2 separate regions of the Homo sapiens genome follow, and region 1 is linked to region 2. A link is a loop called in an ENCODE intact Hi-C map of the cell type or tissue named here. Cell type or tissue: chondrocyte. All regions are shown on one strand. Each heading gives the region's core, and the rest is flanking DNA. Links, peaks and the distances in the headings are about the cores only. Region 1 overlaps EEFSEC (eukaryotic elongation factor, selenocysteine-tRNA specific). Region 2 has its middle 37 kb from the start of DNAJB8-AS1.

Region 1 (8,668 bases), core at 168-8,167, 250 kb after region 2:
ATTAAAACTTAAGTCATATTAAATTATGATCACAATAGCTAACACCACTTACAGAGTATAGGTTCCATACACTGAGATAAATACTACATTTAGCTTATCTCATTGGATTCTCACACACACGAAAACACTTGTAAGTTTATTCTCCCCATTTTGAAGATGAGAAAACTGAGGCTCAGAGCTGTGCATTCTCACAAGCTGGTCCATCAGGATTCAAACGTGGACCAGCATGCTGAGCCTCAGCTCTTTCCACTGCTCCACTTAACTGAGCACAGCTATGGGTGTCACAAACCTCTAACCGAAGGACAGGGTGCAAATCCAGGCCCCACGCTGAGGCCTACCTGCAGGCCTAATTAGAGGGCTCACTACTAAACCCATGTTCTCCCTCCTTCTGAAAAAGAGGCCCAGCAGGCTTCTCCCAGCACTATGAGTTCCCCCAACAGCAGGGACCATGTCGTTTTCATTTGGGCTTTCCAAAGCCTGCACTCTGTTGGGCTGGCATAGCCCATGTATCTGGGACTCATTAAATGGTAAGGTGATGTCGAATTTTATCAGCCTCCCCTAGAGAACTCCCTCAGCATCTGCCAGCCTTCATGTTGCCTGGGATCCCAGGCCAGTTTTACCGAGAAGGTCGGTCTACATTTTTTCCACCTACGCTCGTCTTCCCCACACCTTGTTCACTCCAATGCCACCCTGTCACCACCCACTGCCCAGGCTGCACAGCAGTAGGACTGCTGCACGCTGGTGTCACAGCTGCTTTACAGCATTCCTCACTAGCCAAAACTAGCCACAGGGCCAGCACCTGGCACCTCCCTTAGAAAGCAACAGGAAACCTGAAGGAAAGACCAAAGACCACAAAAGAGGAAATAATTCCTAGCATTAGAGTATCTCCAGAGCATGAGATTTAATCCCAGGCTCAGGACCTGGGGTTGACTTGGAGAAAAGGGGGGGTTTGCAGCAGTACTAGTAAGAAGAGGAGGGGAAGGAGGAGCGGGGGGAGGCGTGGGAAGAGAAGGGAGGAGGAGTAGAGCAGAGGGGGAGGAGAGGGAGGAAGAGAAGGAGAGAAAAAGAGAGAATGCCGATGATGACATTAGACAGGAGAGAGGCCAGCTTTATCCTGCATCCTATTGAATAGCCAACTAAAACAATAAATCTATTTTTCCCTCTTCTTTGCCTTAAAAAAATTCAAGAATTTCATTTCCTTCTTTGAAACATAGCTCTTGCATAATTGCAATGCTCTTTCCTGCTGTCTGCAATGCTGAGGGAAGAGGACTTTTGACTGCCCCAAGGACTTCAGAAGTGGCTACATTCTGGTGCCAAGCCTGCAGTGCACTAACCCTACAGTAAGGCCTGCTTCCATTTACCAAGTGTCTACCTTGCACCCAGAATGATGCTAACTGTATCACAGTTACTGCTAACTCTAACAGCAAACCCGAAGGTAGGCATTATTCCCTTTCTCTCCTGTTTTAAACAGGTGAAGAAATGAAGGCTCAGAAAAGCTACACGTCCACAGTAATACAAAAAGCCAGCAGAAGGGCCAAGATTCCAATTTCAATCTTCCTGACTCCAGAGCCCAGGCCTGTTGTGCTGCAGCTTCTCCACTCTCTGGGAAGTTCTTTGAGGCAGTCTGAAACCTCCTCTGCGTTTTCCAGAGGCAACTATTAATTAGGCACAATAAGCAAAGCACCAAAGCTTACAGAGTGTTTGCAAACATAAAAAAACTTACTGGCTCCAAAATACAAAAAGAAAACTGCAAAAACTGAAATTACTCAAAGTTCAATTAAATGCCTACTACAATGCAAGAGAACGCCACCTAGTACACTGGGATTCAACTCTGATGTAGGTATTGTAAACTGTATTTTCTGTGTGATGGCAGCACAGTCTATTTGTGTTAGTCTGCTTTCCAGGCTGCAGCGCAGGCCTTAAACCAGCCCTGGGTTTCACTGGCCTTTTTCACCAAAGGGCATTCGTACCAGGCCATGGCAGTCAGAGAGCAGGATCTGTGGAAACAGAGGGGAGGGCCTCTGAGAGCAGCGGCCAGAGCAATGTTTCCTCCTCCAGGTGGCAGAAATAGCTTTTCTAGCCTTGTCATAGTGCCCAACCCTAAGAGATCGCCTTGCAGTTGGGTCCCCACCATTCCTCTCACTTATCTGTGCGAGAATGCGGATAGGGCTGGAAGAGAGCAGGCCATCCACGTGGCAGGCCAAGCCCCTGAAGCACTCTGCCACTGTACACACAAGGCCACACACAACCCCTCCCTGCTATCTTCACTTGGGGCACCATTCTCTCAGCAGTATTTCCTCCATTTTCAACTCTTCCCCAGTATTGGTAAATATTGATAATTACCTCCAAACGCAAAAGTGAAGAAGTTTGTGTTTTGAAATATGATCATAATTCAAACTGGAAGCTGACACTAATCATTTGATGTTCACTTGAAAAGACCAGATAGGCTGTGCAGGAACATTTCAGTAGGGGAACCGATAAGGAGAAGGGAAATAAAAATTATTGGTATTTACTCAGCCTGCAATGCTTGTGGAAGGAAACTCTTTTAAAAGGGGAGCACTTCAGAATGGTTATTCAATCTGAATTTTACAGATAGCACTGGAAATATTTTCTTGCAGAATGCACTCTATCTCCACCATCATATCTCTCCGGTGCGCCATTCACGTCGTTCATTGCAGGAATTCTCACTCAATTTTGCTCCATTATGAGCTGACGGTGACCCAGAGTATACAAGGCATTCAAGAATCTGACTGGAAATTACTACCACAAAACATCTGTCCCATTCCCCGCTTGCCAGCCCTGCCTTAGGGAGTGAAGATGGAAAACAACCCAGAATCCACACGCAGGAACAACTTTTCATTCCCCTCACAAACCAGGCTCCTTTGGAAACTGATGGTTCCAGCATTTTTTTAGAAACTATGTTCCCGGAAAAACATGGCATGGGCCTCTTTTGAAAGCCTTCAGCTCAAAACCCTTCTTTTCCTACCCAGACCCTTCTAATAAAAGCCAGGACAGGAGCTTCACGGGGAAGCAAACATGAAGGCCACCCAGGGTTCTCCCTACTTTGTGTGGTCAGATTCAAATTTTGCATTAAATGCCACTGATCAATTAAAAGACCACAGGGATGTCACACATACTAATACATTCCACAGCTTATGTGGCATCTATCTTATAGACATACTCCCTTTGGAAGATTTATGTTGCGATTACAAAAGAGTAAAAGAAGACATCTGATTTCATACAGGGCTAAGCCTCGGAACCCAGCTTTTCTCCTCGATTGCTATCAGAGGATCGAGGCGGCAGCATGGCACCTCCCATCTAGATTGCATTTCACTTTGCTGCAGATGCTCCAAGGGACCAAGCAATGGACATGCTCAATGAATCAAATAAATGAATAATCCAGAAAGAACTGGTTTGTCTGCAATCAAGAATCAGTGTCTGTGTCTCCATCCTCATGTCCAACAGTGCCCCACCACCTCCATATGCTTATAATTCGTCAGGGGTCAGAGAGATCATTGGCACAGTAACTGCTCCCAGCCAGTCACAGTGGTTCACACCTGTAATCCCAGCACTTTGGGCAGTCAAAGCAGGAGGATCACTTGAGCCCAGGAGTTTGAGACCAACCTGCGCAACACAGCAAGCGCTTGGCTCTACAAAAAATAAACAAACAAAACAATAACTGCTCCCTACTATGTGCCTGAAGCTTTATTTATGGACATCTTTGATGCAACCACCCTGTGAGATAATCATCTGCATTTGAGGTGCACAGACAGGCTCAGAGAGGCCAGGTGGCATTTCCGCTAGACCCAGGCCACCCCTATGCATGGGTTCCTTCGGCCTGACCATCACTATGTCCTTAATGTGCTGGGCCTTGCTACCACTGCTGTTTTCAGTTAAACTCTCTTGGGTGCTAAAGTTATGGAGGCACCTCAAATCAGAAGTTCCAGGTTTGAGGAAGAGAGAGCAGAAAGATATGAGATCCCAATTCTTGCATAGGCTGGAATCTGGTGGGACAGGAGTTGTAAACCAATGCCACTGTCCTTTGTTATCTGTGGGGGATTGATTTGAGGACCCCTGAAGGACCAAAATCTGAGGATGCTTAAGGCCCTGATATAAAATGACAGAGTATTTTCATATAACTTATGCATATCCTCCCATATATTTAAATCATCTCTAGATCACTTGTAACTAATAAAATAAAAATGCTATGTAAATAGTTGCTATACTTTATTGTGTTTTTAAACATATCATTTTTTTGTTGTTGAATTGTTATTTTTGTTGTTTTCATTTTTTTTTTTTTTAATATTTTCAATCTTCAATTGGTTGAATCCACAGATTTGGAGGGCCAGCTATGTCTTTCTGGCTTAAAAGTCTCTATAGAAAAACACCATGGAAGAACTTAAAAAGGCAAATCATTATACAAAAGCAGACATGGCCTATGGTTCAGATAGAACATTGTGCCTCTGGAAGGCAGGGAGATCTCCTTTTTTTCTCCTGGAAAGTCCTTGCTTTGGTTAATACTGTGAACTTGCAGAAAAACAAAACTGAGTATAGAAGGGTTGATGACTGAAGCCCACATCTTCAAATGCTTTAAAAGTTAAGTCAGATAATCTTTACACTGATATGAAAGGGGGAGAAAATACATTTGACCCCTTGCTTCAAACAAAAATCTTCCCATCTGGTTTTTAATTAGAAAGCAGTTGTTTTGCTTTTGCAACACTTTTTAACCTCTGCCATTGTAGGTACAAGCCTGCAAACCATATTTTCATTGATTAAAAAAAAATTAAAAATAAACCTTGAAAGAAACAATATTTTTCTTTTTAAGGAAAAAAGATAGCAAGCAGCAATTTTTCTGAAGGGATCAGACACTTAAAGGCATCTATGGGAAGCCATCATGGCTGTGGCCTACAGTTTATTTTGTCTTGAAAAAGTCAGAGGTCATTTTAACTATGCTGACCTGTGAAACTACACATTGATCATCCCGATCCAAGACTGTAAGCAAATACTGCCCTCTTGTGCACCAAATAGTTCGGAGTCGGCATGGAGATGATTTCCACCCCACCGCCCTGTGGACAGTTTGCGATTGTACAGCTGGGTCTCCAGGGCTGGGAGATGTGTCAGGAAGAGGAGGACACACATCTGTTACCAGAGTGCTTGCTAAAGTGTCCCCAGATTGCCTTATGAGATAGATTTCAAGATAAGAGGAAGAGGGAAAGATTCAGCTGAAGAAATCAGACCAAACATAACTGACTCTTATCTTTCCTAGAAAATATTCATTCCTCGAAAAGAAACTTTATTGGTTGCCATAACAAGTTTTCTTATTATGTACTTTTAAAAACTTTTAGAAACTATTAACGAACCTACAAAAATGACTAAGTAGTACCTCTTTTTATCTAGGAAATCTTTGCCAGGAAAAGAGATTCTATTTGATTCTAGAGGGAAAAAAAGCAGGGAGTTAGGGGGATGCCAGGTTGCTGTTTCTCAGACAAATCCTCAAAAGTTGGCAACATGCCCTTCTTTCTGAGATCCCCCAAGCTGGGGGTGTTGCTGAAAGTATTATTTCCTCTAACCTATGGGCAAGGTTCTGTCACCAGAAGACCAAACTGGTATCCCAAGAAAGCTTTTTTTTTTTTTAGACGTGGTCTCACTCTGCCACCCAGGCTGGAGTGCAGTCTCATGCCTCAGCCTCTCAAGTAGCTGGGATTACACACGCATGGCTAATTTTTGTAGTTTTAGTAGAGACGGGGTTTCGTCATGTTGGCTAGGCTGGTCTCGAACTCCTGCTTCAGGTGATCCACCCACCTCCGCCTCCCAAAGTGCTGGGATTACAGGCGTGAGCCACCGTGCCCAGCCTCAAGAAAGCTTTAAAGGATGTAAACTACTGTTCCCTTGTGAAAGAATTTGAGAAAATCAACAGCAGAAAAATATGCATGCAAGTCTGAGGCTAGGCCATGCCTGCTCAACAGGAACCTCGGGCCAGGCGGGGGAGGCGGGGCGGGGGGTGAGGAGCTGGTCTTCCCTACAGTGAGTGTCCAGTTCTGGTTCTGAGGTACAAAAATTATCCCAACATCTGCACCCACGCCTTCACACTTCCAGGCACAGATCAAGACTGACCAAGTCCCATGCCAAACTTGTTTCTGGAGGAAAAAGAAAAGGCAAAATATGCCGCCTGCCCCACCGCCATGCATTGCCTTCAGCCCAAGAGGCAGCCCCGCAGGAAAGGGGATGGAGGGAAGCATGAAGGGCCTGTGCTCTGTGAGGCTATGCAGGGAAAGGAGCACTGACCAGGAGTGAGACGAGGTCTAGGTGTCAGGGGAATTTTATTTACAATTCTATGATGTTAGATACTTAGTATCTCTGATGTCTAATTCTTGAGTTAGTGGTTCAGGAATGTGTCCTTAACCTCCATGTGGCATTCAAGTCATAAGCAGCCAGTGGGCCAATGTTTAATGACCAAACACAATCACAGAGTTGTGAAAAATGTCTAATTCACTTTCTGCCAGGATTGCCTGCCAACGCTGATTCCACATCAGCCCATCCCTCTACCATGGAAATAAGGGGTTACAGTACCAGAAATAAGACTAAGGATGGATAAAGGCCAATAGGATAGCCATAGTGAGACCAGGCATATCCAGAAGGCTGGCCTGCCTTCTTCTGTCTCACCGTGTCCTATTTCAGAATGATAGGATGTGCCACGCTTATCTTTCAGCAAAACTGGGACTTCCAGAGAGTCCAGATATATGCATCTGTCCAAATATACCTGCAACACCAGGTCTGCTGTGTGAAAACCAGCTGATACCCTCTCACTCGTAGCTAGCCCCAGGAGATGTCCAGCCTCAGGACCCTCATGTGTGCTACACCTTTGGTCTGGAACACCTCCCAACATTCCAGGGACGGGCTTTTGTGCCACAGTTTAGCTTCAGCTTTATTGCTTCAGAAAGGCCTTCCCTGGCCTCCAAACTAAAGTAGATGCCCCACATCCATTAGTCCCTATCTGGGCATCCTGTCTTGTCCTGCTTAGCACTTACATAATTTATAATTCCGCATGTTTTATTTACTTCTGTACCATCTGCCTCCCCAACTAGACAGGAAGCTACATGAAAGCAGAAGCCACTTCTGCTTTGTTGACCACTAGAAACTCAACCCCTGGCAAGCAGTAGTTGCTCGGAGTTTGTTGAATGAATTAATGTCATGATCCACCTTTCCTTCTATACCATCTGAGCTTAAGGAATAAGGTCGCCTAACCAAATCTTCAGGACACTAAGAATCCTGGGAAAATAAATCAAAGAAAGCCACGGAACAAGCCAGATGTTCAAACAACTCTCAACCTGTCGCAAAGAGTAAGTGACAGAACCAGCAAGGAGATGCCTGGGGAGGTACCAGAGGGCCTCCCCTCTTAGGGTCCAGTTTCAAACACTGCACACCCATGACAACAGCCTCGAAGCCCCAGGGGGCCTATGACTGTGACATTTCACATTTATGGGTGTCTTGGGCTTCCTGTGAAAAGACACAAGAAGAACTAAAGGGTGAAACTGGCTAGCTGATGGAGGTGAGTGACCTGGTCTACAGAGGGATACTCACTCAGAAAGGCTCAGGCCAGCACCAGGACAGCAGCAGAGCAAATCTCTACCCTCTTGCCTCAGGGAGCCTTCCTCTCTCTCCCCAGAAAGTTTTTTTTACCATGCAAGCACTTGGTAATGGTATATGGAGCCCCAGGTTCACCTCTGGCCTCCCAGGTTCTTAGCAACCTGGCACTCCAGGAATTTTACATTCAGGAGGAACTCTGGACCCAGAACTAGTGATCAGAGACAGTGACCTCTTTTTGTCATGTAGTCAACAAACCCTGGGCAAAGCTGTGGCCTCCCACTGGACAGCTGGCACATTCCTCTGCCTCTGGAGGGCCTCTTCTCCCTTCACCCTCACAGACTATTTGCAGAACAATTACTGGCATCAGCCACAGGCTTGCATTACGCTCATTTCCCCATCCCCAAGCTCTGGGGCAAGTTTAAAAGTGCTCGTCCTGTCTCAGAGTCAGGTCTGAATTAATACCCTTCCTCAAAAGAACTCCAGTAGCAAAGTGAAAACAGACGCCCTAGACAATGCTCTTTGAAAGCCCCAGCAGGGACGACTGGTGACAATGCAGCCCTGGCTCGAAAAGAAACCCCAAGGTTAAAGGTTCACAGAGGCAGAAGAATTACCAAAGTACAACTTTGTTCAAATTTCCTCCGGCAGATTTAAACAACCAGGGTCAAGCTGAAGATTGCCGGCAAAAACCTATGAGACAACTCAGCCCCTTTGAACTGCATGGAGAAAGGAAAATATACGATCTGGGAGGGATCTATGTTATAGCTTTTAAAAATGTTCTTGAAAGGGTCACCCCTGTTAACTCAAAATCAGAAGGATGTTTGAGAACTGCTTCTCTAAAACAACAGGGCCGCTGGGCCCTCACTGTGTGCGGTGAGCTGCACTGAGGTCGCCGTGTTCCCGGCATTAGTGTGCTGACCCTCTGTGGGCCACGAAATTAACCATCAGCATGGCAGAAATCTGCTATGAGTTAAACTACTTTGCTACGCAAAGTGGCCTGAAAATGAAATATGAGGATTGAATTTCCATTGAAAGATTAACTTGTCTAACCTCAAGGCAAGCTTCCTCCACTGTTGAACTCTAT
Region 2 (8,668 bases), core at 209-8,208:
AAGGCTTAGCCCCTCCGGAAGCCCTCCGTGCCCACTTTGGCTAAGGATCATGATCTGAAGTCACTTTACGAGTGTATTTGGTGCCTGCACACTGTCTGTCTCCCTAAGGAGGATGGCAGCTCCAGTCGGCAGGAGCCAGTTCAGCCCATTGCTCCCGTCCAGGGCAGCACCTGTGCCCACACCAGGCTGCAGGCTTGTTGATTGACGGAATGAATGAGCCGATGAATGAATGAAGAACTTGCGGGTGGCAGCCGCTGTTGTGAGCACTTCCCATGCCTGGAGCACTGTCCTCTGTGCACAGCAGGCTTCTGTGCGAGCTGGGGCTGGGTCACACACAGATCTCTTGCCGGGGATTCAAGCTGTGGTGGCTTCTGTGTTCCCAGCCAGGGCCTCAGGCTCTGTGACAACCTTGAGAGGCATGGGCAACCCTATCCCCCACTCCAGTGCCCAGCTCTCGCTGCAGATCTGGGGCTCTGAGTCTTCCGGGTCAGCTGAGCTGGGCCACATGAGGGTCACCTTCCTGGTGTTGCAGGGGCAGCCCTGCCCCCTACTTGCCCAGAACGTCCCCCAGGTTTCAGAAGGAGATAGCTGTGTGAACTGGCAGTGTGCAGGCTGATTCCAGGCCCAGCTCCTTCTGTTTCTTGCTGTGTGACTTGATCAATTTATCTCACCTCTCTGAGCCAGTTTCCCCTTCTATACAGCGGGAACACTGCCCCTGCTTGAGACTTACTGTGAGAGCTCCTGTGCACACCCCCAGCGCCAGTGCCCAGCGGGCACTCAGCACACAGGACACGGTCTGGCCTCCCCTCTGGCTGCCCAGGTGGAAGGCCTCCCCATGACATCACTCCTGCACAGGGGCACCAGCAGCCAAGGGCCTGGGGTCTGTACCAGCCGGCTGGTGGCGGCCCTGTGTGCACACTCATGTGTATGGTCTTGGGTGAGGGTGTGACCATGTGGATTGTGTGTGTGCATGTGGCTACTTGTGACTGTGTGTGAGTGCCCACACATAGGATCACGTGTGTTGTGTGAGCCTGTGGTTGGGGATGGCTGCTGCCCGGGCATTGGCTCTGTGTCACGGCTTGTCCGTAACTCTGTGTCCCGGTGTGTGATGGTGATGGTGTGGTTGTGGGTGAGACACTGGACGAGGTCAGGGCCAGGTACCCGAGTGGTCCAGCCAGTCCTCGGCAGCTGGGTGGGCTGGGTGGGAACACGCTCGCCTGGCTCTTCAGGCAGCCCTCAGGTGGGGAGTGCACTGGGCCCCAGCTGACCCGGGCTGGCTGGGCAGTCTGAGCCAGAAGGGGCCGGTTGACAGGGTTTCGGGAGGCCACTGCACCCCGGGCCATCTGTTCTCAGGACCTGCTCTGCTGGTCATGCTCTGGGTCCCAGGGCCCGGGATGGGGGCAGGAGGCTGCCTTGCTTATTGCAGCCCTGGGAGCCCCTCTTCTGACGATGTGTCAGATACAGCGTCCTGCGTGTGGCCTCCCCGCTCACCCTGCCTCCACCGCGTGCCCTCACTGTCTGCCCAGCCTCCTCCCAGTAGCACTATGTTCTGCACCCATCTGGCTGTGAGATGAGGGCAGGGACCCCTTCACCACCCATATCACGAGGACACAGGGCCCAATATGTTCATCCAGCACAGACCCAGTTCCCTGGGGTTTGTCGATGGAACGAGTCAGCTGGAGGTGGTGGCTGCTTCCACCCCTGGCCAGGTCGGCCTCACTGCTGGCCCCTGTCGCTGGGGGAATCGACAGCTCCCTCCCCCAGCTTTCCAAGGACCTCAGCGGGAAGCACAGACCCTCCCAGGGACCTCCACTTTTCCCTGCCAAGACTCCAGGCTCTGTGGTGGGTCTGGCTTGTACCCCCTCCCACACAGTTCCCCAAGGCCTCAGGCCCCCCAAGTGGAGAGACACCTGGCAACCTGGACCTGTTGGAGAAAACTAAGCCTCCGTAGGGACTCAGTTTCCCTGCTGGACTGGCTGGGGCTGCTTGCCTGGGGAAGCTTCCCTTGGTCTATCTCGGGTTCAGAAGAGGGCTTGGCTTGCCAGGGCAGGGGCAAGGCAGAAGCCCCCAGGACCCCTGCCTGCTCCTCAGGTCCAGGAGGAAACCTGCGAGTGAAAGCAGACTTAGTGGGGAAACACACCCAGCCCCAGGAGGCTGCCCACCTGGCGGGCCTCGGGGTCCTGAGCCTGCGACAGAGGTGCAGAGACAGAACCAACAGGTTAGGACAGGGAGAGAGAGAAGCAACAGACACACACATCACACACTCTGGGGCAGGGGTCATGCACCGGGGCCAGGCAGCTCCCCAGGTTTCTTGGATCTGGACTTAGAATGCCAATTGTTAATGCCAAGCCCAGAATGGCTCTGGTTGTCAATTCCCAAATGGTGTATATGTGACTGTGACTTTGTGTGTGTGCACATGCATGCGTGAAGGTACGTGAGGCTCATGGGTCTGGTGGGCATGTTTGCAGAGCCTGGCCGGTGTGTGTTATGGACGAGGGACGGAGATTGCCACCTGCCTCTAGCGTGTGTCTGTATGCATGGGAGGCAGCCTGCTGGCCTCTGTGACCGTGCCCCAGTGTCCCTGGGCAAAAGTGTGTGTGATGTGTGGCCTCCCTCAGTGGCACTGCCAGAGCCAGGCTGGGAGCTTCAGTGGAGGACCTGCCCTCAGGGCCCCTAAGTACCCCTGACCCTGGCCCTGGCCTCAGACCTGGACCCCGAGCAGGAGCCCTGGCTGGCCCACATGGGGGCTTTTGTCCATTTCTGAAGTGACAAGAGACACACAAAAGGGCTTTTAATTAAATCAAAGAAGGGGGAAACGGGCCAGCCGGGCCGCTATTATGTTACCAAACGCGAAAATGAAAACTTATTTTTAAAGCTCTGGTATTAATTTGAGATTATTCAGATAGTTAATTAAAAGTGCAGCATGTGTTAAATATTATTTCAACAAAGATTATCATCAGGCCTCCATGTAATGTGATCCTTGGGCTTGGGAGCTTTATGCAAATGGCTGCAGCCAGGAGGAAGGGCCCTCAACAGAAGGGTGGCAGGCAGGCGCAGGGAGGGCAGGAGCTCCGCGTAGGCCCACTCACTCCCCTCGGGTCTGGCTCCCCCAGACACAGATGGAGTCTCAGCCAGGGCCCCCTTTCCAAGCCCTAGGTGAGTAGGGGCCTGACTGTCTGGCGGGTCTCGAGCCCACCAGCCAGTCAGCAGCAGGGCCCCATACAGTCTTCTGGATGGCACTGTGGGCCATGAGGGAGGCTGGCCACACTGCCTGCCTCGAAGACCAGCACACCTGTAGGTGTGTGTGCATGGGCGTGAGCAGGGGGTCTGGGAACAGCAGTGTGGATGTGTGTGCTCCTGACGCTGTCACAAGACTGGGTGTGCACAGGTGACGCTTGTGTATGAGCTGGGAGGCTGGCAGCGTGTTTGTGTTCAGGGTCTCTCCATCTTACCCGTGGACTCTGGCACTGACAGTCTGGGCCCCTGCATGTGTTATGAATATTTGTGTGTGGTACACATGGGCATGGGGTGGGCACTGCTGGGTGTGTGCCCATAACCCACCCTGAGCAAGTCACATCACTGCTCAGCGCCTCAGCTTCCCCGTTTGTAGAATGGGATAGGTAATAACAGTAAACGCCTCACTGGGAGAGTTGGACGGGATTACATGGGATAACACAGACATCCAACTTAGGCCTGTCCTGTAGAGACAGAACACAAGCGGCAGGTGAGAGCCATCTACCTAATTTTATATCTTAGCCACAATTTTAAAAAGAAAAAATGAAATTAATTTTCATATTTTATTTAACCCAGTAGATCCAAAATATTACTATTTCAGCTCAATACAAAAGGTGATAAGTGTGATTGTTTAGTCTCTCTTTGTCACAGAAGGCCTTTGGAAGCTGGGGTGTACTGGGCCCTGGGTATATCTCATCTTGGACGGCCACATCACCGGTGCTCAGAGCCACGTGGGGACGTGGCGGCCTTTGAGCCTAAGGCCCTGCCCCCCAGGCCGGCTCTTCGCAGACCCGGGGCCAGCGCTCTCCCGGAGAGACTCCCGGGGCACCTCGCTGGATGGCGGGGACTGGCGGGGTAGGGGTGGGGTAGCCCGGAGACGGGTGGGCCCAGGATCCCTCGCTAACCTCCTCCCCCACACCGTGCACTGGGTCCGTGTCCCTAGGTCGTGCGTCCCAGACAGTCCGACAGGTGTTTGCCGCAGTCCTGAGACCACATTCGGGCTCCCGCCCGCGCTGCGCCTCGCCGGGGCCGCCCCTGCCAGCCCTGCCGTGCGCTCTCGGCCGCTGGGCGCGGGCCGCTCCTGCCCTCTGTCGGCGCCTGGCGGCAGCGCAGTCCCGCGGCGGGCCGAGGAGGGGGCCTGGCTGGCTACGGCCCTTCGGGGCGGAATGGGTGCGTGCCCACCCCACCGTGCAAGGGCCCCACCGTTCCAGGACATTTTCACACCTCATCCCACAGGATGCTTACGGCGGGCTGCGAGGCCAGCAGCGCCAGCCCGGTTTTACAGACGGGAAAGCGGAAGCTCAGAGAGGACCTGTGACCTGCCCAGGGCCACACAGCAGGACTGCAGGCAGGGATTCGAGCTGAGGTGGGAATCCAGGTGTTCAGCGCACTTCCATGAGTCCCGCCGGGTTCAAGTGCTGGCTCTGCCCCGCGTGGCCTGTGCAGCGAGACAGGTGACAACCTCTCTGAACCTGAGTGGCTCTGCTGTAAGCTGGGGGCGACAGTAGCCCCTCCTGCGTAGGACTGCTGTGAGGATTGAACAGGGGATGACTGTAAGGTTTCTAGCAGGTCCCTGGAACTCAGCATTCATCCAAAAAGTCGCTGAGTCACAGCATAATAACACGATTCACCTACCTCGGGGCCTTGGCACCTGCTGGGCCCCCGCCTGGAAACCCTTCCCCCGGATCTTGGATGGGATGGCCCCTCTGCCTTAATCTCGGTTCAAACTCACCTCAGCAAGGCCCGCCCCAGTCACCCTGTTAGCATTGCCCTAATTCATGCCCTTGGAGCCCTTGCCAACAGCCAGATGGTCCCGCGTGTCCCCAGGCTGCCTGGTTTCTTGCCTGCTGCCCACAGGACAGGAGGGCCCAGGAGGGCCCAGGAGGGCAGAGCTCGTTCATCCTGGCCATTTCCGTCACTGGGAGCACCGCGCCTGGCCTGGGTGGGTGCCCGATGGGAATGTGTTGAGTGAAAGGTAAAATGCCCAGTCAGGCGGGAATGCAGACAGCAGCTGGGGTGGGAAACCGCGTGGCAGTAAAACACACGCCACACAACACAGACCTTCCACGGTGAGGTGTTTACTTATGGGAGAGAAGCACCGATGCTCACACAAAACCCCACAAGAGTGTTCGGAGCAGCTTTAGTCACAGTCACCCCAAACTGGAAGCAGCCCGAGTGTCCTTCCGCAGGTGAATCCATCCGCTCGTCCACAGCCACACCTCGGGGCCCTGCTCAGTGACCCAAGGAGCTGCTGGGACGTGCAGCCACAAGCATGAATCCCAAGGCCAGGAAGCCTTGCTGGAAAGTCCACACACAGTGTGATCCCACTCATGTGACATTCTAGAAAGTGTAAAACAACAGTGATGGAAAAGAGATGAGTGAATGCTGGGGCCGGGTGTGCGAGGGGTGCTTTCACAGGGGCATGAAGCATGGGGGTGCACCTGTTCTCTCTTTTGACTCAGGTAGGGGTTACACAACTGAATGTGTTTTTCAAAACGCACAGAGCTACATGTTTAAAGGGGTGATTTTTACTGTATGTGACAAACAACAATTTTAAAAACCAGTCACAGAGTCGCAGACTCTCAGAATCATGGAGTTGACCAGTCCTACCTGCTTGGTGAGAGGCCCTGACCACCCCGCCACTGCCTCCCTGAGAAAGACCACTTCCGCCGCAGTCTCCACCTTAGACTGAACGAGCTTTAGAACTGGCCCACAGAAGATGAGAGGAGTGGGGGAGGAGATTGGGGTGGGGCGGGAGACACGGTCCCGGAGGTTGTTACTTCCATTCACTTTGTTGCGTGCGTCAGTAGTTTGTTGTGGTGGGTATGGACACATGGGGTTCACTGTATTATACTCCGCGCACTTTTCGTATGTTTGAACTATTTCCTTAATAAAAATGATAAATGGCTGGGTGCCGTGACTCATTCCTGTAATCCCAGCACTTTGAGAGGCCAAGGCAGGAAGATCACTTGAGGACAGGAGTTCACAAGCAGCCTGGGGAACATAGTGAGACCATGTCTCTACCAATAAAGAAAAAAAAATAGGCAGTATGATGGTGCATGCCTGTGTAGTCTTAGCTACTCAGGAGGCTGAGGCAGGAGGATCATGAGAGCCTAGGAGTTCGAGGCTGCAGTGAGCCATGATCACACCACTGCACTCCAACCTAGGTGACAGAGTGAGACTGCCTAAAACAAAGCAAAACAAAACAAAACAAAAACCCAAAACACCCCCAAACCAGATAAGTAATACAATAATTAAAAACAACAATAAAGTGAATTCCACCATAGAACCCCACTGGCCTCTTCTGCAGCCCTGGGAAGCAGGTTACTTTCTGCCCATTGAGGAGAAGAGCAGACTGAGGCTTGGGGAGGCACCCAGCCTGCTGGTGTAGGGAGCAGCCAGCAGCAGAAGCCAGGAGGCTGGTGGGTGCTTCCTGCAGCCTGCCAGAGGTGACTCTTGGGGCCAGGTGTCTTTGGGAATGGCTGCATTTCATCCCCCAGGAAGTGTGCGTGTGTGCACGTGCATGCATAGTGTGTGTGTGCGGGTGTGTGGTGTTTCTGGGTGTCGTTTCTGTGTCTCCCGCAGCTCCAGGTCACATTCTCCCCATCACCCCCCCAGGCAAAGGGCCTCTGTTCCCTACCCACCAAGGCTCTGGTGCTGAACCACCCGCTGCAAGGGTTGCCCCCAGGCATTGGCTGCAGGGCAGAGAGAATGGCCATGGAGCATTGACCAATTTTAAAAAACAATTTTATTGAGCTATAACTTACATGCTATAAAGTTCCCCCACTTAAAGTGTACAATTCCAAACTTCTGTATGTTTACAGAGTTGTACAACCATCACTACAATCTAAGTTTAGAACACCCTGTCCCCTGAAAAGAAACTGTCTCCACTGGCAGTCACTCCCCACTTCCTGCTCCCCCAGGCCTTGGCAAATCTACTTTCTGCATCTATAGGTTTGCCTCTTCTGGACATTTCACATAAATGGAATCACACATTATGTGGCCTTTCACGATTGGTTTCTTTCACTTAGTACAATGCCTTCATGGTCCATCCATGCTGCAGTGCATAGCAGTACTTCATTCCTCTTATTTATTTATTTATTTATTTATTGAGACAGGGTCTTGCTCTGTCACCCAGGCTGGAGTGCAGTGGTGCAATCATAGCTCACTGGGGCCTCTGGCTCCTGGCCTCAGGCGATCCTTTCACCTCAGCCTCCCATAGTGCTAGGATTTCAGACATGAGCCACTGCACCTGGCCTTCATTCCTTTTTAATTTTTATTAGATTATTGCCAAATAGTATTCCATTGCATGGGTAGATAGATATTTTGTGTATCCATTCATCAGTTGATAAACAGGGTTGCTTCCATTTTTTGGCAGTAACTTTATGTTAAACTTTTAAAGAAACACCCAAGCTGTTTTCCCAAGTGACTGCCATGAAGCATTTAATGAGCACCTGCTGTGTGCCCGTTTCCCTCTGACTGCTACCCAGAGAAGGTGGTCCTAATATTAATTTCATTTCGCTGAGGCACAGACAGGGTGAGACCCTTCCTGCAGGTCTCACTGGATCCCAGATCTGTTTGTGCTGCTAAAAGCAAAGCTGCCATGGTTGGTGTGGGCCTGGGAAAGGTCCTCTTGGTCACATGACCTCTGGGAGGGCTAGTAGCCTGCAGGTGGGGGCAGCATGACCTCTTCATTACCCAGTGCTCCCAGCAGGTCAGGTGGGCACACAAGGGGGACCTGAAGGAAGGCTCTGGTGACTGTCTGGGACCAGCCTGGGCTGGCTGTCCCTGGGGTAGGCAGGGACATCTGGGCTTCTGGTCTGAGTGGCAACTCTCCCACCCTCCCGGGCACCTCCTTGTCAGGGGACGGGATGTTTCAAGCTCCCTCTGGTCCCTGGCCTGGATCTGGCCCAAGCAAGGGTTGAGGAAACTTTGGTCCAATGATTGGTCAAGGGGATCAATAAACTAATGGGCCAGGGCCAGCCACGGAGAGCAGCCGGGGGGCCTCAAGGCCCGAGGAGTGAGAACGAGTTTCTCAGGGTCTGGCCCCTGTGTTGAGGCGTGGCCCTGCACACTTCCCTGCCTTCCTCTCGGGACCTCAACCCCCAGTACAAGGGCCCATGTGGGAAACCATACCCCAGAAGGCCAGGACCTGTGGCATTTCTAGCTGCCCTCGAGCCTTTCTGGACAGAAACACTGCCCTCCATCCCTCTGACCCCGGGGAGCCATGATCCCCCTGACAGAGCAGTGGGGCTCTTCAGAGAATCCGAGGCTCCATTCACTCCTGAACGTATGCAGGAGCCGCCCCATGCCAGGCTACCCAAGGCCTGCGCCCAGCTTTCTGGAGGTGACAGTCCTGCCCTGTTGGCACTGCTAGAGTTCTAGGGAGCCAGGGTTGGGGCTGAGATGCCAGCCTCAGAGCACTGGCCCAGGC

Evidence for each region. A loop is a pair of places that touch in the nucleus more often than their neighbours do. Peaks named below come from ENCODE experiments on the same cell type or tissue, not always from the same donor. Only the 100,000 strongest peaks of a DNase experiment are listed, where the experiment ranks them.
Region 1: a loop joins it to region 2, with 6 times the contacts of the local background. A loop is called at or near these places in 23 of 110 quality-filtered maps.

What each region holds. Positions count from the first base shown.
Region 1 is chr3:128,167,466-128,176,133 of GRCh38, reverse strand. All of the region lies in intron 1 of EEFSEC (eukaryotic elongation factor, selenocysteine-tRNA specific), which reads right to left. Among named protein-coding and RNA genes, the nearest start is that of EEFSEC, 18 kb to the right of the region's middle. RefSeq lists a silencer at 7,834-8,128. In chondrocyte, for the core only: CTCF peaks have their summits at 4,797 and 5,012 (motif pointing left); no DNase peak of the experiment used is centred there.
Region 2 is chr3:128,422,156-128,430,823 of GRCh38, reverse strand. It overlaps a transcript of EEFSEC not described here. Among named protein-coding and RNA genes, the nearest start is that of DNAJB8-AS1, 37 kb to the left of the region's middle. RefSeq lists enhancers at 2,778-3,336, 4,415-4,614, silencers at 4,025-4,074, 4,105-4,414 and a cis regulatory region at 3,862-4,542. In chondrocyte, for the core only: CTCF peaks have their summits at 4,095 and 4,335 (motif pointing left); no DNase peak of the experiment used is centred there.